2 separate regions of the Homo sapiens genome follow, and region 2 is linked to region 1. Evidence: read pairs that join two places in POLR2A ChIA-PET (ENCODE). Cell type or tissue: OCI-LY7. All regions are shown on one strand. Links, peaks and the distances in the headings refer to the core of each region. The heading gives the core; the rest is flanking DNA. Region 1 has its middle 18 kb from the start of ASH1L. Region 2 overlaps ASH1L (ASH1 like histone lysine methyltransferase).

Region 1 (12,494 bases), core at 1-4,000:
CCCTCTCAAAGTGCTGGGATTACAAGCGTGAGCCACGGCGCCCGGCCAAACACAGTTATTCTACTGAAACTTGTTATAGACAAAGTTCTCCAGAGCATTTGACTCTAGATACCATGAATCCATCTAAAAAGAAGAAATCTACTTAAAGACAGTATTCAAGGCTGGGTATAGTGGCTCATGCTTGTAATCCCAGCACTTTGGGGGACTGAGGCAGGTGGATAACTTGAGGCCAGGAGTTTGAGACCAGCCTGCCCAATATGGCAAAACCCCATCTCTCCTAAAAATACAAAGATTTGACAGGTATGATAGTGTTCATCTGTAATCCCAGCTACTTGGGAGGCTGAGGCATGAGAATTGCTTGAACCTGGAAGGCAGAGGTTGCAGCAAGCCGAGATTGCGCCACTGCGCTCCAGCCAGGGTGACAGAGCAAGACTGAGTTAAAAAAATAATAATAAAAGGCAGTATGCACAAAGTGTTCAGATCAGCCGTCAGTCCAGACTCACCTTATGGATCCTAGAGATAAGCCTTGTTATTCCTTTCAGCATTGTCCTTGTACTCTTAAAAAAAAAAAGTGAAAGGTAAAGCACAAATGGGAAAAAATATTTGCAACATGGGAAACTGACAATGGATTATTATGGGTTAATAATATGGAGTAATATCTAGAACATATAAAGCATGCCTACAGCCTAATAAAGAACAATGAGCAAAAGACACAAACAAGCATTTCACAGAAAAGAAACACAAATGGCTAGCAAACCCATGAAAATATTTTTCAACCTCATTACAAATCAGGGTAATGCTAATTAAAACCATGAAAATGAGATACCATTTGAAGCCACCTTATTACAAAAATAAAAAAATCAGGGCCAGGCATGGTGGCTCACGCCTGTAATCCCAGCACTTAGGGAGGCCGAGGCGGGTGGATCACCTGAGGTCAGGATTTCGAGACCAGCCTGGCCAACATGGTGAAACCCTGTCTCTAACAAAAAAAAAAAAAAAAAAGACAGAGAGAGAGAGAAAGAAAAAAACTTCTACATGTACACTGAGAAATAGAAATAAAGATGCTCATATTAGCAGAGTACAAATTATAAAAAGACTGTAAAAAAAACAAATGTCCGTATGTCCATTGACAGAACATTGGATAGATACAGTCATAGAATGGAATACTGGAAAGCAATACAAAGAACAAATTACCATTACATTCATCAATATGGATCTCAAAAATGCATACTGAGTGAACACTACATCTAGCATAGTATGACATGTAAAATAAAAAACCAAAAAACTTCATTGATTATTTGGGGGATATATATATAGGAAAACTGAAACAAAAAGGCAAGAGAATGATAAGAACAACAAATAGAATAATGGTTACTCTTAGGGAGAAAGGAAAAAGATGGGGGCAGGCACACAAGGAAACTGATAATAAGCTATTAACTAACACTGGATAATGGATACATGAGTATTTGTTTTATTATTTTTATAACATGTGTATTATATTAATTATTTTGCATGCTGAAAATACTTAAAAAGCCTGAATCTTTTGGAGCTAAAAGAGATTTAAAAATACTTAAATGTAACTCTCAATATCCAGTAGTTATAGAATAACTTAAGTTAAATGTCTATGTAATTGATTAGTTCATTTTGGCTATCATTTTCACTTTTCTTTTTTTTTTTTTTTTTTGAGACGGAGTCTCGCTCTGTCACCCAGGCTGGAGTGCAGTGGCGCGATCTCAGCTCACTGCAACCTCCGCCTCCCGGGTTCAAGCAATTCTCCTGCCTCAGCCTCCCAAGCAGCTGGAACTATAGGTGCCCGCCACCACGCCTGGCTAATTTTTTGTATTTTTAGTAGAGACGGGGTTTCACCGTGTTAGCAAGGATGGTATCGATCTCCTGACCTCGTGATCCGCCCGCCTTGGCCTCCCAAAGTGCTGGGATTACAGGCGTGAGCTACCACGCCCGTCCCTCATTTTCACTTTTCTTGCAACCAAAATCTTTAAAGCAACAACAGAGTTGCACCCATTTAACCGAATAGTTAGTGAGCACCTACTATGTACCAGGCCCTGTGAATACAATGGTGAACAAACTGTTATAGTCCCTGACCTTATAATCAAGGAACTTAAAGTACAGTCAAGAGAATCACATAGGCTGGATATGGTGGCTCATGCCTGTAATATCAGCACTTTTGGAGGCTGAGGTGGGAAGACTGCTTGAGCCCAGGAGTTTGAGACCAGCTTAGATGACACAGTGAGACCACCTCCACAAACAAACAAACAAACAAACAAACAAAACAAAAAAAAAAACCTGGCACTGTGGCACATGCCTGTAGTCCTAGCCACATAGGAGGCTGAGGCGAAAGGATCACTTGAGCCCAGGTGTTCAAGGCTGCAGGGAGCTATGATCGCACCACTGCACTCCAGCCTGGGTGATACAGTGAGATATTGTCTAAAAAAAGAGAGAGAGAGGTACAGACTCATATAAATTCCTTTAAATTTTATTTCCTCTTTCTTTCTTTTTTTTTTTTTTTTTTTTTTTTGAGACAAGCTCTCACTCTGTTGCCCAGGCTGGAGTGCAATGGCAAGATCACAGCTCACTGCAGCCTTGAACTTTTGGCCTCATGTGATCCTCCTGCCTCAGCCTTCCAAGCAGCTGGGACCATACATGCCCATTGCCTGGTTAATTAAAAAAAGAAATTATTTTATTGGTAGAGATAAGCCTTCCTATGGTGCCCAGGCTGGTCTTGAACTCCTGGGCTCAAGCGATCTTCCTGTCTCAGCCTCCCAAATGCCAGGATTACAAGTGTGAGCCACCATGCTCTGCCTCAAGTTTGTTATTTTTTATTTTTCTTGAGACAGGGTCTTGCTCTGCCACCTAGGCTGGAGTACAGTGGCACAATCACAGCTCATTGCAGCCTCAACCTCCCGTATTCAAGCGATCCTCCCACTTCAGCCTCCCAAGTAGTTGGGATTACAGGTGCAAGCCACAGTACCTGGCTTTTATATTTTGTAGAGACAGGGTCTCGCTATGTTGCCAGAGCTGGTCTTTCCTGGGCTCAAGTGATCCTCCCGCCTTGGCCTCCCAAAGTATTGGGATTACAAGCGTGAGCCACCTGCACAGCCATACTACTTAATGAAGACGCCAAAGCACTCCTAAACTCAGTCATTCAAGAAGCATATGACATGCTTCCACACGCCCACACTACACAGAGTCTATAGTGGTGAATAAGACTGGGGTGGTCTCTACTGGCCTGCCTGCCTTTTTACTTGTGGGATTTCAGGGCTCCTTTTCTAGAGTGCAATGTCACTCCAATAGTATTTGACCTGCCCCACTGTGCTCCCCAGATCTTCTCAATGCTCCCCGGCACAACCACTACTGGAAGAGCTGTGGACTAGGAAGCAGGCTGGGTACTGGAGAGGAAGGAGTGTGTGACATGGTCCAGATGCCCTTCTTTCCATAGGCGTGCCTGTGGACACTGGAGCTATTATTTTGCCTATGTTATAGACACTATGAGAAATGACGGTCAGAACGTGTAATCAGCTTCTGTTCCAGGACACTATCATCTTGAACCCAAATTAAAATAAATGATCTACCAGCATCCAGACTTAAACATTTTCTCCACTGAAGCCTTGCTTAAAATTCTTCAGTATTTCCTCACTACTTTATTATTTTGTGAGATCGGGTCTCAGTCTGTTGCCCAGGCTGGAGTGCAGTGGCGATCATAGCTCACTGCAGCCTCTAACTCCTAGGCTCAAGCAATCCTCCTGCCTCAGCCTCCTGAGCAGCTGGGACTACAGGCACGTGCAACCACCTCGTGGCTATATTTTATTTTTATAGAGATGGGGTCTGGCTATGTTGCCTAGGCTGGTCTCTAACTCCTGGCCTCAAGTGATCTTCCTGCCTTGGCTTCCCAAAGTGCTGGGATTGCAGGTGTGAGCCACTATGCCTGGCCCTCACTAGTTTTCAAGTAAAAAAAAAAAAAAAAAAGATATACCTTCTATATGGGAATAACAAGATACTTTAAGAAGAAGGGGAAGGACCAGGTGCAGTGGCACACATCTATAATTCTAGCACTTTGGGAAGCCCAGGCCGGAAAAAATCATTTGAGGCCAGGAGTTGGAGATCAGCCTCGGCAACGTGGCCACACTGCAACTCTACAATTTTTTTTTTTTTTTAATTTGCCAGGCATGGTGGTCTGTGCCTGTAGTCTCAGCTACTTGGGAGGCTGAGAAGGGAGGATCACTTGAGCCCAGGAGTTCAAGGCTGCAGTGACCAGCGCACTCCAGCCTGGGCAACAGAGTGAGATCCTGCCTCCACAAAAACAAAAAACAAAACAAAAACAAAGTTGCAGGTAGGTGGGTAAGGAGAGAAAGAAATCTCAAAAGTCTCACCCTAAAGCAGACAACCTAGACTAAATCACATTTCAAAATATTTTAAAATACCTATAAGCCGGCCGGGCGCGGTGGCTCATGCCTGTAATACCAGCACTTTGGGAGGCCGAGGCAGGTGGATCACGGGGTCAGGAGTTCAAGATCAGCCTGGCCAAGATGGTGAAACCCCGTCTCTACTAAAAATACAAAAAATTAGCTGGGTGTTGTTGTGGGCACCTTGTAATCCCAGCTACTAGGGAGGCTGAGGCAGAGAATTGCTTGAACCCGGGAGGCAGAGGCTGCAGTGAGCCGAGATCGTGCCACTGCACTCCAGCCTGGCGACAGAATGAGACTCTGTCTCAAAAAACAAACAAACAAAAAATCTATAAGCAGAGAAATCCTATCAACAAGCCAAATCAACACAAAAGAGAGGAATGTTTGCTTATTCTATTTTCCAGGGTATATACAAATCAGGACTCTGCAAGATAAGGCTGAATGCCACTAATACTATGAAAAATTGCGTACTGATTTCTGTTTTCAGTCTTTTCATGTCATTTGAACACTTCTCTGCAGAACACAAGTTAAACATTTTGCTTGTAACTGGACGGTAGGTAAGGGACAGGTTTCCTATGAGAAATGACTGATGGTTGGCCGGGCGTGGTGGCTCACGCCTGTAATCCCAGCACTTTGGGAGGCCGAGGCGGGCGATCATGAGATCAGGAGATCGAGACCACCTTGGCTAACATGGTGAAACTCTGTCTCTACTAAAAATACAAAAAATGATTGAACTCAGGAGGTGGAGGTTGCGGTGAGCCGAGATCATGCCATTGCACTCCAGCCTGGGCAACAAGAGCGAAATTCCGACTCAAAAAAAAAAAAAAAGCCAGACATGGTGGTGCACACCTGTAGTCCCAGCTACTCGGAAGGCTGAGGCAGGAGAATCGCTTGCACCGGGGATGCGGAGGTTGTAGTGAGCCAAGATCGCGCCACTGCACTCCAGCCTGGGTGACAGAGCAAGACTACATCTCAAAAAAAAAAAAATTATGGTAAAAATTAAAGATGAATGATAATTATCTCCAGCCTAATAGGAAGCCAAAACAAACAAAATTCTCAAAAATGTCATTAATATACTTCTCCATGCCGGGCGCAGTGGCTCACGCCTGTAATCCCAGTACTTTGGGAGGCTGAGGCAGGAAGATCACTTGAGGTCAGGAGTACTGGTCAACATGGCGAAACCCCATCTCTACTAAAAATACAAAAATTAGATGGGCGAGGTGGGACATGCCTATAATCCCAGCTACTTGGGAGATTGAGGCATGAGAACTGCTTGAACCCTCCCAGGTTCAAGAGGAGGTTGAAGTGGGCTGAGATCACACCACCGCACTCCAGCCTGGTCGACAGAGTGAGACTCTGTCTCAAAATAATAATAATAATAAAATATAAAGTAAAATAAAATACTTCTCCAATATTTTTCAACTGCCATCATTCTGAGCTTTTCCCCATTATCTGCCTCAAGTATTCCAAGACAAAAGAGTTCTGCTTCCAACCACAGTCTTTATTTAAAATGTAGATAATGGCTGGATGAGGTGACTCACACCTATAATGCCCACACTTTGGGAGGCCGAGGTATAAGGATCACTTGAGCCCAGGAGTTCAAGACCAGCCTGGCAAGATAGCAAGACTGCGTCTCTTAAAAACAATTAAAAAACAAAATAAAATGTAGATAAACAAATCCCAAATAGTTGCCTTAGTCTTTTGAAGCTTTTCCAAATGCATGTAAAAAGACATTTTTTTGTATTTGTAATAATCTGTAAGAAACCACAGATTCTTACACACTATTGTGTGTAAAACTCTGCCGCTACTCTGATGAAACTGTTTAGGTAGTGTTAGAGTATTAGAGTTCTCTCTCCCTTTTTTTTTTTTTTTTTTTTTGAGACAGAGTCTCACTCTGTTACCCAAGTGGAGTGCAGTGGCACAATCTTGGCTCACTGCAACCTCTGCCTCCTGGGCTCAAGCAATTCTCCTGCCTCAGCCTCCCGAGTACAGATGCATGCCACCACACTTGGCTAATTTTTTGGTGTTTAGTAGAGATGGGGTTTCACCATGTTGCCCAGGGTGGTTTTGAACTCCTCAGCTCAGGCAATCCGCCCACCTCGGCCTCCCAAAGTGCTGGGATTACAGGCGTGAGCCACCGCACCTGGCCAAATTATCTTTCTTTAAACAAACAACAAAAAGAGTATTCTTGCCTAGACAGGCCAAATGTAACTTCAGAAGGAAGTCAGAAACAGCCTGTGCCAAATTTAGAAAGGTATCCCAAAGACTATGTGCTAAAACTTCAGTGCAGTGGCGTGATCACGGCTCACTGCAACCTCGAACTCTCAGGCCGAAATGATCCTTTCACCTCAGCCTCCCAAGTAACTGGGACCACAGGTGCACACCACCACGCCTGGCTAATTTATTTTTATTATTTTTGTAGAGACAGGGCAGGGTCTTACTATGTTGCCCAGTCTGGTCTCAAACTCCTGGGCACAAGGGATCGTCCTGCCTCCATCTCCCAACATGCTGGGATTACGGGTGTGAGCCACCACACTCGGCCCTTTTTTTTTTTTTTCTTAGAGTCAGGGTCTCATTATGTTACCAAGGCTGGTTTCAAACCGCTGGCCATGCAACCTCTCCCTTCAGCCTCACGAGTAGTTGGGATTACATGTGCGAGCCACTATACCCAGAGAGAATAACAGATTCTTTTTTTTTTTTTTTTCTTTTTGAGATGGACTCTTGCTCTGTTGCCCAGGCTGGAGGGCAGTGGCCCGATCTCGGCTCACTGCAACCTCTGCCTCCCGGGTTCAAGAAATTCTCTTGCCTCAGCCTCCCAAGTAGCTGGGATTACAGACACACCACCACGCCTGGCTAATTTTTGTATTTTTAGTAGAGACGAGGTTTCACCATTTTGGCCAGTCTGGTCTCAAACTCCTCAACCTCAAGTGATCTGCCTGCCTCGGCCTCCCAAAGTGCTGGGATTACAGGCGAGAACCACAGATGCTTAAGATTATGTCGACCTAGTCTAAGGATTGAACTCGTTCAGAACTAAATCAGTGCTACATTGATCTTAATATTAATCACTGAATATTTTTCTGAAATAGGCTCTATAATAAGCAAATTAAAGGCATTATCTTACAACAGTCCCATCAGGTACACGTTATTATGCTCAGCTGAAAATAAGTATGGATAGATTAACTCCAAGGGTATATATCCTAAAATCAGGCAGTTTTAGAATTGAAATCTATGTTTGACTCTCAAGCCTTTCCCATTAGCCACTATATATGCTACACTGTCAATCAGCAAATGCCTAATGATTTCCAGTGATGGGGAACTCAATAGGAAGTCATTATGGTTTTTACACAGCTTTTAATAAAAGTTCTTCAGTAGTTCGAGGCAACATGTCTCCTTGTAGCTTCCATTCACTGTCCTAGTCTTCCTCTTGGGTTTTTTGTTTGTTTGTTTGTTTGTTTGTTTGTTTGCTTGTTTTGAGATGGAGTTTCACTCTTGTTGCCCAGGCCAGAGTGCAATGGCTTGATCTCGGCTCACCACAACCTCTGCCTCCCGGGTTCAAGCGATTCTCCCGCCTCGGCCTCCCGAGTAGCTAGGATTGCCTGCATGCGCCACCATGTCCATGTCCAGCTAATTTTGTATTTTCAGTAGAGACGGGGTTTCTCCATGTTGGTCAGGCTGGTCTTGAACTCCCAACCTCAGGTGATCCGCCTGCCCCAGCCTCCCAAAGTGCTGGGATGACAAGCGTGAGCCACCACACCTGGCCTCCTCTTGGGTTTTACAAGCCATCTTCCACATGACAGCTTTTCAATTATTAAAGGTAGTTATGGGCCGGGTGCAGTGGCTCACACCTGTAATCCCAGCACTTTGGGAGGCCGAGGTGGGCAGATCACCTGAGGTCAGGAGTTTGAGACCAGCCTGGCCAATATGGCGAAACCTCGTCTCTACTGAAAAAAAAAAAAACAAAAAAAAAACCACACAGGGCCGGGCGCGGTGGCTCACGCCTGTAATCCCAGCACTTTGGGAGGCCGAGGCGGGCGGATCACAAGGTCAGGAGATCGAGACCATCTTGGCTAACACGGTGAAACCCCATCTCTACTAAAAATACAAAAAATTAGCCGGGCGCGGTGGCGGGCGCCTGTAGTCCCAGCTACTCGGGAGGCTGAGGCAGGAGAATGGCGTGAACCTGGGAGGCGGAGCTTGCAGTGAGCCGAGATTGTGCCACTGCAGTCTGGCCTGGGCTAAAGAGTGGGACTCCGTCTCAAAAAAAAAAAAAAAAAAAAAGATTAGCCGGGCGTGGTGGCGCATGCCTGTAGTTCCAGCTACTTGGGAGGCTGAGGCACAAGAATCACGTGAACCTGGGAGGCGGAGGTTGCAGTGAGCCAAGACTGCACGCCAGTGTGGGTGACAGAGTGAGACTCTATCTCAAAAAAAAAAAAAAAAAAAAAAAAAAAAGAAAGGTAGTTATGGTCCTCTGCTCCCCACCCCTCCCCCATAAATGCTTTCAGTTTCCTAAAGCAATTATCATGCAGTACAAGTCCCTTCTCTATATTACCCCAATACACTTCAGGTATGATCTACTGTTTCCCTAATTTAGGATATTATATTTCCAAGAGCGACTTTTGTAACTCCATCACACCAGTGCTTCATACGGAGAACACAGTTCACTAAAATCACCAGTCCTTTTTTTAAAAAAATATTGCTACTATCAAAATCCCAGCAATCTTTTTGGTCAAAATTGTCAAGCTAGCTAGGTGCGGTGGCTCATGCCTATAATCCCAGCTCTTTGGGAGGCCAAGGCGGGTGGATCAATTGAGCTAGGAGTTCGATACCAGCCTGGGCAACAGGGTGAAACTCCGTCTCTACGAAAAATACAAAATTAGCTGGGTGTAGTGGCTCGTGCTTGTAGCCCCAGCTAGTTGGGGAGCTGAGGTGGGAGGATCGCTTGAGCCTGAGAAGTCGAAAGTGCAGTGGACTCTAGCGTCGCGCCACTCCACTCCAACCTGGGTGACACAGTGAGACCCTGTCTTAAGAAAAAACTTTTGAAGCTGATCTCAAAATTCATATGGAAATGCCATAGACCTAGAATAGCCCAAGCATTCTTGAAAAATAACAAATTTAAAGGACTCATACATCTTGATTCCAAAACTTACGATAAAGCTACAGTAATCAAGATAGTCTGGTACTGGCATACGCTTACATCATGGTCAACTGATTTTCAACATGGATGCCAAGACACTTCAATGAAGAAAGAATAGTCTCTTCAACAAATAGTGCTGGGACAACCTGATACTCATGCAAAAGAATGAAAATGGACCCCTACCTTACATTATACACAAACATGAATGCAAAATAGCTCATAGACCTAAATGTAAGAGCTACAGGTATAAAACTTGGAGGGGGCGGCCGGGCGTGGTGGCTCACGCCTGTAATCCCAGCACTTTGGGAGGCCGAGGCGGGTGGATCACGAGGTCAGGAGATCGAGACCATCCTGGCTAACATGGTAAAACCCCATCTCTACTAAAAATACAAAAAATTAGCCGGGCGTGGTGGCAGGCGCCTGTAGTCCCAGCTACTCCGGAGGCTGAGGCAGGAGAATGGCGTGAACCTGGGAGGTGGAGCTTGCAGTGAGCTGAGATTGCGCCACTGCACTACAGCCTGGGTGACAGAGCGAGACTCCATCTCAAAAAACAAACAAACAAACAAAAAAAAGACAAAAAAAAAAACTTGCAGGGGTGAGTTTTCTAACTTTTTTTTTTTTTTTTTTTTTTTTTTTGAGACGGAGTTTTGCTCTTGTTGCCCAGGCTGGAGTGCAATGGCACGATCTCGGCTCACTGCAACCTCCGCCTCCCGGGTTCAAGCCATTCTCCTGCCTCAGTCTCCCGAGTAGCTGGGATTACAAGCGCCTGCCACCACGCCCGGCTAATTTTTTGTATTTTTAGTAGAGATGGGGTTTTACCATGTTAGCCAGGATGGTCTCGATCTCCTGACCTCAGGTGATCCACCCAGTTTGGCCTCCCAAAGTGCTGGGATTACAGGCGTGTGCCACTGCGCTCAGCCTCTAATTTTCTATAGCAGAAAATACAGGAGTAAATCTTCATTATCGTGTGTTATGCAATGGTTTCTTAGATATAACATCAAAAGCACAAGCAAAAGAACTAAAAATAGGCTGGGCACAGTGGCTCACACCTGTAATCCCAGCACTTTGGGAGGCTGAGGTGGGCGGATCACAAGGTCAAGATATCGAGACCATCATGGCCAACATGGTGAAACCCCATCTCTACTAAAAATACAAAACTTAGATGGGCGTGGTGGTGCGCACCTGTAGTCCCAGCTACTCAGGAGGCTGAGGCAGGAGAATCACTTGAACCCGGGAGGCGGAAGTTGCAGTGAGCTGAGATCGCGTCACTGCAGTCCAGCCTGGTGACAGAGACTCCGTCTCAAAAAACAAAAACAAAAACAAAACAGAACAAAACAAAAAAACTATAAATAGATAACGAATTGTATCCAAATCAGACACTTGTACTTCAAAGGATACCATCAAGTAAGTGGAAGACAACCCACAGGATGGGAGAAAATATTTGCAAATCACATAGAACTTAACTTATCTCCATAATATATAAAGAACATTTACAACTTAATAAAAAGGCAACTCAATTTAAAAATGGGGGGCCTGGCGGGGTGGCTCACACCTGTAATCCCAGCACTTTGGGAGGCCGAAGCAGGCGGATCACCTGAGGTCAGGAGTTTGAGACCAGCCTGGCCAACATGGAGAAACCCCTTCTCTACTAAAAATACAAAATTAGCTGGGCGTGGTGACGTGTGCCTGTAGTCCCAGCCACTTGGCAGGCTGAGGCAGGAGAATCGCTTGAGCCCAGGAGGTGGAGGTTGCAGTGAGCCGAGATCACGCCATTGCACTGCAGCCTGGGCAACAGAGCGAACTCTGTCTCAAAAATAAATAAATAAATAAATAAATAAATAAATAAATAAATAAAAATAAAATAAGACAAAAATAAACAATAAAATAAATAAATAAAATAGGCAAAAGAGCCAGGTGCAGTGGCTCACACCTGCAATCCCAGCACTTTGTGAGGCTGAGGCAGAAGGATTGCTTATGCCCAGGAGTTTGAGACCAGCCTGGGTAACATAATGAGACCTGCTCTCTACAAAAAATTTAAAAAATTAGCCAGGTGCGGTGGCGTGCCACTGTGGACCCAGCTATTTGGGGGGCTGAGCGGGGAGGATCACCTGGGTCTGGGAGGCTGAGGCTGCAGTGAGCCGTGATTGCACCACTGCACTCCAGCCGGGGGCAACAGAGTGAGACCCTGACTCAAATTAAGAAAAAAAAAGGCAAAAGATTTGAGCAGGCATTTCTCCAAAGTATAAAAGTTATACAAATGGCCAATAAGCACATGAAAAATGCTCAACATTATTAGTCATCTAGAAAATGCAAATAAAAACCACAATGAGATACCACTTCACACCCACTAGGATGGCTCAAATCAAAAGAACTGACAATGATATGTGTTGGACAGGATCTGGAAAAACTGGGATTCTCTCTCTCTCTTTTTTTTTTTGAGGGTCAAAGAACTCATTTATTTTTACTCATAGAAAGTACAAGTATTAGCCTGGCATGGTGGCTCACACCTGTAATCCCAGCACTTTAGGAAGCTGAGGCGAGTGAATCACCCGAGGTCAGGAATTTGAGAGCAGCCTGGTCAACATGGCAAAACTCCGTCTCTACTAAAAATACAAAAATTAGCTGGGCATGGCGGCGCATGCCTGTAATCCCAGCTAATCGGGAGGTTGAGGCAGGAGAATCGCTTGAACCCGGGAGGTGGAGGTTGCAGTGAGCCGAAATAGTGCCACTGCACTCCAACCTGGCAACAGGAGACTCCGTCTCAAAAAAAAAAAAAAAAAAGAAAAAGTTCTAAAATTAGATAGTGGAGGCTGTGCACGGTGGCTCAGGCCTGTAATCCCAGCACTTTCGGAGACCAGGAGTTCGAGACCAGCCTGGGCAACATAGGAAAACCTTATCTCTACTACTAATAAAAAAAATTAGCTGAACATAGTTGCCTG
Region 2 (4,983 bases), core at 984-4,983, 49 kb after region 1:
AGGTTGACAATAAGGGAGTGAGAATAGTCAGGATGAGTGCCACTGCACTCCAGCCTGGGTGACAGAGTGAGACTCCATCTCAAAAAATAAAAAATAAAAATTAAAAAATTAAAAAGATACCAAAAGATTTTAGAGAAGCAAAAGACTGACTGAACCTAAAGAATTCCAACATCTGGGAGTCTGGTAGGCCAAATCAGATCTGCAGATAAGACTCAGGAGTGGCTTCCAGAGAGGTGGCAGGAATGTGTACTATCATAGTAACCTGTAGTAGTTTGACTAGTAGTAGCTCTGACTTGAGCAATTGGTGGTACTGAAATGGGAAAGATTGGAGGAGGATTAAACTTTGTAAAGATATTGAACCAGGTTTCAGATATACTGTCTGGAGCTTAAAAGTCTTAAGTAGTATAATAAATTACACAGGGAAAGAATCTAGAGTAGGAGCCAGGTGCAGTGGCACATGCCTATGGTCCCTATTACTTGGGAAGCTGAGGTGGGAGGATCCCTTGAGCACAGGAGTTGGAGGCTGCAGTAAGCTATTATTATGCCACTGTACCCCAGGCCAGATGATAGAGCCGTCTTTATTAAAAAAAAAAAAAAAAAAAAAAGGCTGGGTACAGTGGTTCACACCTGTAATCCCAGCACTTTGGAAGGCCGAGGCGGGCAGATCACGAGGTCAGGAGTTCAATATAGTGAAACCTTGTCTCTACTGAAAATATAAAAAATTAGCCGGATGTGGTGGTGCGTTCCTGTAGTCCCGGCTACTCGGGAGGCTGAGGCAGGAGACTCGCTTGAACCCAGAAGGCAGAGGTTGCAGTGAGCCGAGATTGCGCCATTGCATTCCAGCCTGGGTGACAGAGTGAGACTCCATCTCAAAAACAAACAAACAAACAAACAAACAAAAAAACGCCAGGTGCCATAGCTCATGCCTGTAATCCCAGCACTTTGGGAGGCTGAGGTGGACAGATCACTTGAGGTCAGACGTTCAAGACCAACCTGGCCAAAATGGTGAAACCCCATCTCCAAAATGCAAAATATAAGTACTAAAGATACAAAAATTAGCCTGGCCTGGTGATGCGCACCTGTAGTCCCAGCCACTTTGGAGGCTGAGACAGGAGACTCACTTGAACCCAGGATGCAGAGGTTGCAGTGAGCCAAGATGGTGCCACAGCACTCCAGCCTGGGTGACAGAGTGAGACTCCATCTCCAAAAATAAAAATAAAAAATAAATAAAAATTAAAAAATTTAAAAAATGCCAAAATATTTTAGAGAAAGAAAAGACTGACTGAACCTAAGGAATTCCAACATCTGGAAGTCTGGTAGGCCAAATCAGATCAGCAGATAAGACTCAGGAGTGGCTTCCAGAGAGGTGGCAGGAATGTGTACTATCACAGTAACCTGTAGTAGTTTGTGTCTTGTGTTCATTTTCTTAGTACTGCCTTTTTGAAGGACAGAAGTTTATAGTTTTGGTGAAGTTCAGTTTACCAGCTTTTTTTAAAAAAAAAAAATCATGCTGTCATATCTAAGAAATTTTGCCTAACCCAAAGTCACAAAGATTTCCTTCTACATTTTCTTTTAGGAATTTTATAGTTCGTTTTCGAATTTAGATTTGTGATCCACTTGAGTTAATTTTTGTGTATGATGTGAGGTAAGGGTCTGAGTTCTTTTCTTGCAGATGGATATCCTGTAGTAGATTTGGAGTGAGAAGATTACATTCAATCCAAGTTCTTCTATTTACTAATTTTACAGTCTTAGAGTTAATCACGTTTCGAAGCCTGTTTGCCCATCTATAAAATGTGATTAGTTAAATCTAATAAGATTATTGTCAGAATGAAACAAATGAGACAATAAGTGAAACCACTTTGGCATAGTGTATGGCGCCTAGTAGGACTAAGATAGATAAATGTTAGTGGAGTTTGAAAAACACTCCCAGGATACCCAAATACTCTTCTTGTTTGTTTCTTTAAATTCGTTTCAGTGAGTGAATAATGCCCAAGCTTTTGGTTTTCAGATATAATCATTGTAATATTTAATCCCTTGAAATTACCTCTTAATCTTAAAGTCTATCAGCTTTAAACTCTAGGCAGCAAATGCACTGCAGGCATGTTTTAGGGAGTTTTGACTTCTTTGGGTTTGTTTGATAACATTTGATAAATAATTGCCTTTCTGTGTTGAATTTCTTTCTTTTTTCCCTTTTTTTTTTTTTGAGACAGAGTCTTGCTCTGTCGCCAGGCTGGAGTGCAGTGGTGTGACCTCGGCTCTCTGCAAGCCTCGCCTCCAGGGTTCACACCATTCTCCTGTCTCAGCCTCCCAAGTAGCTGGGACTACAGGCACTCGCCACCACGCCCGGCTAATTTTTTTTTGTATTTTTGGTAGAGACGAGGTTTCACCATGTTAGCCAGGATGGTCTCGATCTCCTGACCTTGTGATCTGCCCATTTCAGCCTCCCAAAGTGCTGGGATTACAGGCATGAGCCACTGCGCCTGGCCTCTTTCTTTTTTCTTTTAACTTTTTTTAGAGACTGGTTCTCACTCTGTCACCCAGGCTGGAGTGCAGTGGCATGATCATAGCTCACTGCAGCCTTGAACTTCTGGGCTTGAGCAGTCATCCTGGATTAGCCTCCCTCATTATGTAGAAGTATTAAAAGCATGGGTTCTACTTTTGACAGACATAGCGTATTCATATATGGGAGCTGTTGAGTAGTGAGAAATGACTGCATATGTTTTGAAGGTAAAGCTGACAGATTTTGCTGACAGACTGCGTGTGTAGGATTTGAGATAAAGGAAGGAGTCAAGGATGATAACAAGTTATTAGGCCAAAAATTTGTCATCTCAATTCAGTAGCAGATGATCTTTTCAAGGCCTGAGTCAGATCATGTCATTTCTTAAAACCATTTTGATGGCTTCCTGTCTCAAAGTAAAAGCTAAAGTCTTTATAAGTCTGCAAGGCCCTCTGTATAAGTCCTGCATGCCCTCTCAGTCTGCGTACTCATTCAGTTCCAGGAAGCCGGGTTGGGCAAAGGTCTCCATTCTATTTCTGAAACACAACAAAAATACTTCCACCTCAAGACCTTCGCACTTACTTTTTGGCTTGACTAGAACCTCCATTTCCTGGGTATGTGATTACTTAGCTAGTTTGATATATCCTAAGAAATATGATGGTTATCTGTGGAAATTTTAAAGAGTCTGAAGCCCAGCACAAATTTAAATGAATAATGTGCTATAAATTTTTTTCTTTTTTTTTTTTTTCTTGAGATGGAGTTTTGCTCTTGTTGCCCAGGCTGGCGTGCAATGGCACGATCTCGGCTCACTGCAATCTCTGCCTCCCAGGTTCAAGAGATTCTCCTGCCTCAGCGTCCTGAGTAGCTGGGATTACAGGCATGCGCCACCACGCCTGGCTAATTTTGTATTTTTATTAGAGACAGTGTTTTTCCATGTTGGTCAGGCTGGTCTCAAACTCCCAACCCAACCTCGGGTGATCTGCCTGCCTCAACCTCCCAAGTGCTGGGATTACAGGTGTGAGCCACCATGCCTGGCCTAATGTGCTATACATTTTTAAATAAAATCTTGTGTCGCTAATTTATACTTTTTTTTTTTTTTTTTAAGAGATGGGGTCTTGCCCTGTTGCCAAGGCTGAAATGCAGTGATATTTTCTTAGCTTACTGAGGCCTCAAGTTCCTGAGTTCAAGCAGTCCTATTGCCTTGGCCTCCCAAAGTGTTGGGATTACAGGCGTGAACCACCACACCCAGCCTATAACTGGTTTTTAATGTTAAGAAATAATGTTGTAATGTTTAGAAATAAAAAGTCTCTAGCCATGTTTAATAAAGATCACAAAGGAAAACAAAAATTCCTTGTAGATGAGCAGGCATGGTGGCTTGCCCCCTGTTAGCTGCGCGGGAGGCTGAGGTGAGAGAATCATTTGAGCTCCAGAGTTTGAGGCTGCAGTGAGCTAAGAAGATGCCACTGCATTCCAGCCTTGGCAACAGAGCAAAACCCAGTCTTAAAAAAAAAAAAAATCCTCAGATAAGACAAGTTAGATTTTACTTTTTTTTTTTTTTTTTAAATGGAGTTTTACTATTGTTGCCCAGGCTGGAGTGCAATGGCACGATCTTGGCTCACCACAACCTCTGCCTTCTGGGTTCAAGCGATTCTCCTGCCTCAGCCTCCCGAGTAGTTGGGATTACAGGCGTGTGCCACCATGTCCCGCTAATTTTTGTATTTTTAGTAGAGAAAAGAGTTTCACTGTGTTGGCTAGGCTGGTCTTGCTCCTGACCTCAGGTGATCCACCCGCCTTGGCCTGCCAAAGTGCTGAGGTTATGGGCATGAGCCACCGCACCTGGCCAGATTTTACTTGTTTTAAGCTAACAATCTACCTGCATTGTTTAATCTATAACATGGCAATTTTAAATAGGTTTACTTATCTAAAAAGAAAAAGAATTGTTCTTCATTGTTCTTCCAGGCTAAAAATCTTATAAAATTCCGTTAACTTTTTCATTTGTATGTTGTTACACTGCCTCCCTCTGTATATAGCATATACATATATTTTCAGCTCTCTCTTTGACTTTCCACTTAAATGTTTCACAGGTACCTAAAATTTAATGTACTTATTACTGAACCCTTTGATCTTCCCTTTCTGTCTCATCCTGGCATACTTCTAGAATATTGGCCCCACAAAGCAAGGGTTTTTGTCTATATTTTGTACTATTGTATCTCCAGTTCTTGATATATAACTTGGTAAATATTTGTTGAATGAGTCTCCAAATGGTACCACCATACCATTTACCATTTGGTCAAGTCTTCAGTTTTTTCCACCCTCATCCTCTCACATTATATTGACAAATATCTAACATGTCTCTTAAATCCACCCGTTTTTCTCTATTTCCATTGTTACCATCCTAATCTAGTATGCTGATATGACTGGTATTCCAGAACCAACTTTTGCTGTCTTTGGAATAATCTTCCTTCCTCAGCAAACAGATGTTTCTC

What was found. ChIA-PET counts read pairs that join two places held together with the same protein. Peaks named below come from ENCODE experiments on the same cell type or tissue, not always from the same donor. Only the 100,000 strongest peaks of a DNase experiment are listed, where the experiment ranks them.
Region 2: POLR2A ChIA-PET joins it to region 1 with 6 read pairs; 8 of 35 experiments call an interaction of 5 or more read pairs at or near these places.

What each region holds. Positions count from the first base shown.
Region 1 is chr1:155,574,713-155,587,206 of GRCh38, reverse strand. It overlaps a transcript of MSTO1 not described here. Among named protein-coding and RNA genes, the nearest start is that of ASH1L, 18 kb to the right of the region's middle. RefSeq lists silencers at 96-259, 10,063-10,200. In OCI-LY7, for the core only: no CTCF peak of the experiment used is centred there; no DNase peak of the experiment used is centred there.
Region 2 is chr1:155,534,264-155,539,246 of GRCh38, reverse strand. The region is part of intron 1 of ASH1L (ASH1 like histone lysine methyltransferase); the gene reads left to right. Among named protein-coding and RNA genes, the nearest start is that of ASH1L-AS1, 25 kb to the left of the region's middle. In OCI-LY7, for the core only: no CTCF peak of the experiment used is centred there; a DNase peak (open chromatin) is centred at 2,996; H3K27ac peaks cover 853 bases.